3 separate regions of the Homo sapiens genome follow, and all the other regions are linked to region 1. The links are chromatin loops, found by intact Hi-C in ENCODE. Cell type or tissue: A673. All regions are shown on one strand. Region 1 has its middle 82 kb from the start of LINC03123. Region 2 overlaps SMIM15-AS1 (SMIM15 antisense RNA 1). Region 3 overlaps LINC03122 (long intergenic non-protein coding RNA 3122).

The links. A loop is a pair of places that touch in the nucleus more often than their neighbours do. Peaks named below come from ENCODE experiments on the same cell type or tissue, not always from the same donor. Only the 100,000 strongest peaks of a DNase experiment are listed, where the experiment ranks them.
Region 2: it touches region 1 in a loop (2.7-fold over the local background); 10 of 110 quality-filtered maps call a loop at or near these places.
Region 3: a loop joins it to region 1, with 4 times the contacts of the local background. A loop is called at or near these places in 11 of 110 quality-filtered maps.

Annotation. Positions count from the first base shown.
Region 1 is chr5:61,816,814-61,819,313 of GRCh38, forward strand. No RefSeq gene overlaps it. Among named protein-coding and RNA genes, the nearest start is that of LINC03123, 82 kb to the left of the region's middle. In A673, CTCF peaks have their summits at 1,115 and 1,318; a DNase peak (open chromatin) is centred at 1,118; H3K27ac peaks cover 1,577 bases.
Region 2 is chr5:61,166,388-61,168,887 of GRCh38, forward strand. The region is part of intron 1 of SMIM15-AS1 (SMIM15 antisense RNA 1); the gene reads left to right. Among named protein-coding and RNA genes, the nearest start is that of SMIM15, 5.2 kb to the left of the region's middle. In A673, a CTCF peak has its summit at 1,223 (motif pointing right); a DNase peak (open chromatin) is centred at 1,284.
Region 3 is chr5:61,678,250-61,680,749 of GRCh38, forward strand. The region is part of intron 1 of LINC03122 (long intergenic non-protein coding RNA 3122); the gene reads left to right. The region is part of intron 5 of LINC03152 (long intergenic non-protein coding RNA 3152); the gene reads right to left. Among named protein-coding and RNA genes, the nearest start is that of LINC03152, 19 kb to the right of the region's middle. In A673, a CTCF peak has its summit at 952; a DNase peak (open chromatin) is centred at 922; H3K27ac peaks cover 372 bases.

The DNA.
Region 1 (2,500 bases):
ATTTTATTTAATCCTTAAACCAACTTTTGTGAGGTAGGAATTATGACAATGAGGAAATTGATGCTCAGAGAGGTTAATTAACTTACCCAATGTAAAAGTCACACAGCCAAAAAGAGAGCAGTTATTATAAAATATTCATCCTATGAAGCCCCAGGTGAATTTTCATGCACTAGGAAAAGCTGTTCTTATTTTTAAGCCTACGTTCCCTCAAACAGCCAGGGTGTCTGTCTTCTGGTTGTCAAGTTACTAAACCTTGGCAACAATGAAGGAGAATTTTAATGTTCCAAGATTTCAATAGATCTGGAGTTTCTGTGGGAAATTGAAGACGCAGTTTCCATGCAGGACAAGGAGGACAGCCATATCTTGTAGATTTAAGGCATTTACCGTGTATATGTGTTAGGAGTCGTTTTCTTCTGCTATCACCACCGCCAGAGATAAAGAATGAATGATACCGAGTTTGCAGGGCTGATATCTATCTGCAGCGGTATGCATTCCAGCCTCACAGGAATAAATACAAGGATGTGCTGATAATTACGCCTTGATACACGACAGAGGATATAAAAATGCTTTCTCAATTTGTCTAGCGCACGGTGAATAATAAGGTTGTCCATGTGTTTATAGGAGGCAGAGTACTTAAAGCTCTATTGTTATTTCCACAGGAAAACAACTTTGAGAAAAGCATGTTTTCTGTGTTAACCTAGGAATGTATGTTTATCTCACAGTGCCTTGCTTGCCTTTTCTTTTCTAACCTGCATAAATTCCTTGAATTTAAATTCGACAGAGACACTCTACCTTCACTTTGAAATGAGAGAGCTGCACAGAATGTCAAACAGAGCCAACATTTCCTGACTTCTGACCCAGCTCAGGGTATTTTTTTTTTCTTTACATGACTCAGACAGGCTCTTGGAAGCCTAGAGATAAAAGGCCCTATTAGAAGTGCAAAATATGACTATTATTACCTCCTTTAATAAGGCTTCTTGCCAATTTTTCAAATGACTAGAGTCTGTTTGCTAATTATTACTCCACAGTTTCTGCATTCATTTTCTTTCCCTGAAGGAGCCTGATTCCAATGAAGATGAAGGAAAGTGCTAAAAAGTGTGTTTACTGCCATCTATGGGATGCAGCCGGGCTATCAGGGCAGCGGAGTTCCTTCCCATGTAACACACGGGAAACTGCAGTTCCAAGGCCACGCAGAAAAGCTCATGCATTGCAAGCACTCCACGTGAAAATACCATTGGAAAATCATTTGTTTAAAGTTTTCCAGAAATAAGAGTTCATATTGCTACTCCATAATGAGGGAGCAAATTTTCCTGTATTTAAGGCAATTATGTTTATATTTACAGTAACATGTCGGCCCTGGGCTCTACTCACAACTAGGGCTTCCAGCCTATGATTAACCTCAAATGTTCTAGCAGGAATACTAGAAGTAAAAATTCATTGGCTAGACCACTCTGAATATTCTGAAGAAGGTCAAGGACCAGAAAATAAAGGCTCCTGAGTGACCAAATAGATGTGTAAAGTATATGTGCTGTGGTCTATGAATTTGACTCATGAATCAGTCAAATTTCCAGTCTATTATAGCAAATTTTACTGTTTTAGTATCAGAAACCCTTAGTATCAAAGGCATCAAATTACAAGAAGAAGGCAGAGGCTTTGAAAGACAAACGCTTAAGAGAACCAAGAAAGGATGGTGTATATCCTAAACCCTGGGGAGAGAAAAGGGAACTATGAAAAAAGAGATACAAGATCTCAAAGGAGCAAAGCAGTTTGGACAATTGTGGTATAATGTAGCAATCTATGTTCACATTAATGACTCAATTCTCAAATAATGGTTAAATTTTGTTAGGTTTACCTAGTCATTAGTATGAAAAGACCAAGGGATACATAGTGCACAGAAAGAGAAATATACATGGCCCTTAATATCTGAAAAGATGCTCATAAACCTCACTCATATTAAGAGAGCTGCAGATTAAAAGTAATGAGATAAAGACAAATTACATACTGGGAGAAAATATTTGCAAAACCAAGATAAGGGACTTGTATTCAAAATATACAAATAATTCTTAAAACTAAACAATGAGAAAATGAACAACATAATTAAAAGGTAGGCAAAAGATCTGAAGACACCTCACCAAAGTAGATGGCAAGCAAGCATATGAAAAGGTGCTCAGTGTCATTAGAAAAATGTAAATTAAAATGTGCAGCGATATCAATGAGATATCACTGCACATCTATCAGGAGGGCTAAAATCCAAAATGTTGACAGCACTAAACGCTGACAAGAATGTGAAGCAACAGGAACTCTCATTCAGTGCTGTTGGGAATTCGAAATGGTATAGCCACCTTGGAAAACAGTTTGGCAGTTTCTCACAAAGCTAAACACAGCCTTACCATGCAATCCAGCAAACATGCTCCTGGAGTTTTATCCAAATGAGTTGAAAACTTATGTCCACATAAAAAACTGCACGTGAATGTTTATAACAGCTTTATTCATAATTGCC
Region 2 (2,500 bases), 650 kb before region 1:
CCCGAGTAGTTGGGACTACAGGCGTGCACCATCATGCCCAGCTAATTTTTGTATTTTTTGTAGGGATGGGTTTTTACCATATTGGACAGGCTGGTCTCAAACTCCTGATGTCGGGTGATTTGCCCGCCTCAGCCTCCCAAAGTGCTGGGATTACAGGCCTGAGCCACTGTGCCCAGGCAGTGATTTTTTTTTTTTTAGCATAATCAGATTTTAGTGATATTTGAAAGTTTATACAGAAGAATAATTTTTTTTAAAGCTACTTATTGTGGCCAGGCACATTGGCTCATGCCTGTAATCCCAGCCCTTTGTGAAGCAGAAGCAGGTGGATCACCTGAGGTCAGGAGTTCGAGACCAGCCTGATGAACTTGGTGAAACCCGTCTCCACTAAAATTAAAAAATTAGCTGGGCGTGGTGGCACATGCCTGTAATCCCAGCTACTTGGCAGGCTGAGGCAGGAGAATTGTTTGAACCCAGGAGGTGGAGGTTGCAGCAAACAGAGATCATGCCATTGCACTCCTGCCTAGGCAACAAGAGCGAAACTCCATCTCAAAAAAAAAAAAAAGCTACTTATTCCAGCTCTTTGGGAGGCCGAGGCTGGTGGATCACCTGAGGTCAGGAGTTCGAGATCAGCCTGACCAACATGGAGAAACCCCGTCTCTACTGAAAATACAAAATTAGCCAGGCATGGTGGCGCATGCCTGTAATCTCAGCTGCCCGGGAGGCTGAGGCAGGAGAATTGCTTGAACCCAGGAGGCAGAGGTTGCCGTGAGCCGAGATCGCGCCACCGCACTCCAGCCTGGCAGCCTGGGCAACAAGAGCAAAACTCCATCTCAAAAAAAAAAAAAAAGTTACTTATTGAGTACTTAGTATGTACCAGGTGCTGGGCTAGGTGCTTCACACTTATTATCACTAATCCTGAAACTAAACAACACCACAGGATTGTATTTTTATACTAATTTTACAGATAGGGAACCAGAGACTTTAAAAATAAAGCAGGAATTTTAAGTATATCTGGCCAAAATCTCTGCTCTTTTTTAATCGAAAAACAAAACCATTGTAGAATCAAAAAACATGCTTTCATTCTATGAAATCAGCGTTTTTTGTCTTTCATTTTTCTTGACAAAAAATGCTGATTTTATAATATGAAAGTATGTTTTTTGATTCTATAATTGTTAACAGATAATAACTAAAATCCCCCCAAACTTCAAAATTGCCTATTGCCCAGGTGGTGGCAGCATGTCTCAGAGAGCCAATGTGCTGGGGAAGGTTTTCTCCAACCTTGCCAGTTGATCGGCTTCTTCATCCCACATACATGACATTATAAACCTCTCAATTCTCTGTTGGGCTCTTTCACTGCTATTAGACCAACCCATCGGTGGTTCATGGTCCCATTAGCCTCATCTTCTGAATGGGTCATACTCTGCCTGTTTCAGCCTATTTTCCCTGCAAAGTGTGACCAAATTGTTTTCTGGAAAACTCATTTAGGCCTATCCTATAAGTTGTTTCAGTTAGTATTTTTCCAACCATTATTAAATGTTGTTTGGCAGAAACACCTCCTAAACTGTTAGTTAATATTATTAAGAAATGCTTGTTTAAATTAGAAGGCATGCGTCTCAAACTTTGGAATACACCAATTAAAGGAGATAATGAAAAGCTTATAAAAGATAGAGGCCGGGTGCGGTGGCTCACGCCTGTAATCCCAGCACTTTGGGAGGCTAAGGTGGGTGGATCAAGAGGTCAGGAGATCGAGACCATCCTGGCTAACATGGTGAAACCCCGTCTCTACTAAAAATACAAAAAAATTAGCCGGGCGTGGACTAAAAACACAAAAAATTAGCCAGGCGTGGTGGTGGGTGCCTGTAGTCCCAGCTACTCAGGAGGCTGAGGCAGGAGAATCACTTGAACCCGGGAGGCGGAGCTTGCAGTGAGCCGAGATCGCGCCACTGCACTTCAGCCTGGGTGACAGGGTGAGACTCCGTCTCAAAAAAAAAAAAAAAAAGGATAGAATTAGTCTTCAAAATAAGAACAATAAAATTCAATAGGGAGCAGTACAAGGTTATATAATTTGGAAGGAATGCATATAAATATATAGCAGATTACTCGTTAAACTTTCATTAGCCAAAAATTGCTTAAAACGTTCTTTTCATATGTTTGCAGGGCTACTGCCTTCCTAGAGGTTTCAAATGAAGTGCTACCTATTACAAAAGGCTTCTCCACCCCCATAACATTTTTTTTCTCCACAGCTTTTACCTCAATCTGATACCTTGTTTACTGGTTCACTGTCTATTTTTTCCACTAGAATGTAAGCTATATGAGGTCGGTTACCCCAATACCTAGAACATTGTTTTAAATAATTGATTTCACGATGTAGCATTGTTGCTTACAAATAAAACTGAGAATGTTTGAAGGAATTATGAAATAATTTAAATCCTGGATATTTGTGAAGCTCATAGTAAAGTGCCAAACTGTTGAAGTATGTTTTGAAAGTGGTGAGATACCC
Region 3 (2,500 bases), 140 kb before region 1:
CACCATGCCCAGCCTCAGCTCAGCCATTCTTATGCTGCCTCTTACCATACCCCCACCTTCCCACACCCCATGGAACTTCTCTGCCTAGGCTCTCCAACTTGGAATCTTCTGCTGGTGCATTGTGAGTAATAGCTCCAAATCTTCTCTCCCTCAGCACACAACCATCTCTTGAGTAAAGGCTGCTTCAAAACTCCCACAGCTTTTCATAATGCCACCCCTAAACTCTGCCCCCAACTAAAGTGCATGAATCTTTATCATTATTCTTTAATAGTAACTTTTTGGGGGATTCTTCTCAATACATATTTGCAGACTAAATATAACTCTTGTCCTCAGGATTTTTCACCATCATTCTCATAACATTAAAAAGATTCTAATTTGCATCTAAACTTGGGTCCCTAAATCTCAGCCCTCCTGTCCCTTGTAGGGACAGTGGGTGTTTGTGGTGATGTTGGGACTGAGGAGTAGGTTCCACAATGACTAGGCTAGAGGGTGACTCTTCAGAGAGAGGCAGGATGCAACCTTGGCAGGGAAGTGCCAGGTGAGGCCCAGGGAGGTTTGAGCCCTAAGTCTGTCCTGTGGCCCAGGACACAGGGCCCACATCAAAGACTGAAGCTGCTTACAAGGTAGGAGGAAAGAACATGCAATGACCTGAAACTGAAGAGGCTGGATTTCTTTCTGTCAGAGGCTCTTAATAGCTGTGTGACCATAGACCAGTCACTTCACCTCTCTAGGGAAGAAGGTTACTTCCAATGAAGATGGTTATTTACTTGTGAAGTAGTGGGACTAGGAAAATGGGTGGCACAGAAGGAAGGAGGAAGCAGGGTTTATGACGCTGGCATATCTCTCTCTGGACTGCCTCTGGAGGAAAGCCCTGAGACAGCACAGATTCCCCGCATGGAAGGCTATGCCTTGCTCTACCCCACCCTGCCCTCCGCCACCAACAGGGCACTCAGAGGAAATACATCCAGAATCCTGAGCTCCAACATGGAGCAAAACCAAGGATGGAAGTGGGCCTGGCAATATCTGGGCTAGAAGTCATATTTCCTCATTTTCTTTTGAACATGGAACCCTTTTCCCGAAAGGCTTTGTTCTCTTCAAAGCACAGTTTCCCAGTGTCTGTCCTGCAGGGACACTTTCATCACACACACACACACACACACACACACGTATCTATAAAATTGATTTAATTTCTTCCTGGGTTCTCATTTACCAAAATAACAAACCAACTAGGAAGTCTCTCTAAAGGAGAACATGGTCAAGATCAGACTCTTCTCTAAAGATACAGCTAATTCCAGCCAGCACATTAACATTCTAAAGTTAAAAGTGCATTGTGAAATGTAAATCGATGTGACATTGTCAAACAAAATGACCTGTGGGCTTGGGAGGTTGGTGCTTGTAGGAAGAGGCCGAAGTGTGCATCTTAATCTTGATTTCCTTTGGGAATATTTCCTCCACTGTGTTCCTGACTCTGATTATGTTCTTGTGCGATCAAAATAGCTCTAGTCTCCAGGGCTGGACAGTTCCTTTTTCTTTCTTTCTTTTCTATTCTTTCTCTCTCTCACACTCTTTTTTTCCCCACAGGACAAATTATTGTTGTTTTGATCAGTGACAACTGTTTGATTTTTTAGCTATTAGTATATACATGTGCACAAAATCCCATCCTATTAGGAAGAAAAGGATTGGATTTAAAGTCCTGCTTGTTGTATAGATTATTTAATGCACAGGGGCCTTAGAAAACCAAAGTTCAGCATTCAGGGGTTGACCTCAAAATGGCATGAACAATCCAATAGGCAAGCACCAGGTTTCTTCATTTATATCCATAATCACGGGATATGATGAAGCCTTTGGCCTTAGGAAAATTTCAGTTGGGATTTGTATTTAACAGCAAGCTTATCTTTGGCTTGGCTTTAAATGGATAGTAGGGACAGTGTAAGCCAGGTAGTAACAGAAGCTCTGAATTACAGTATAAGGTCTGTCTCTCCAAGCTCTTCTTCCCTGTCTATAACATCATTTGGAAACTTCTCTTCTGCACAGTGTCATAGCCATTTTTTGGATCTTGAACCACAGCCTAGTATTCAGGGTATCCGTCTGTCTCCATATCTGGACTTCACTCAGACACTGCCTAAACTCTCTTTCAATTTCTTTAGCTATGTACTTCAGTGAACGGCAAACAAACAGATCATTTTCCTGATGGTGATAAGGTGGTAATAGACTTTACTTCATTGCCTGGTGCCCTTCAGATATGCTTCCTACAAAACTCCTCAGCAGAACAAATATAGTTACTGAATTTGGTTACTGGTACACAATGAAATAACAGTGCAATAACATAGTTACATGGTTATAATATAGTTAAATCATGCAGCAAGTTGCACACAATAGAAAATGCAGTTAGGCAGAGAGAATGAAATTAAGGGTTAGAGGTAAAAGAGAGGATGTATCTTTAGATGTGATTTGAAATGAAAAGCAGACACCCCAGAAAGGACAAAGATGTCACCAGATG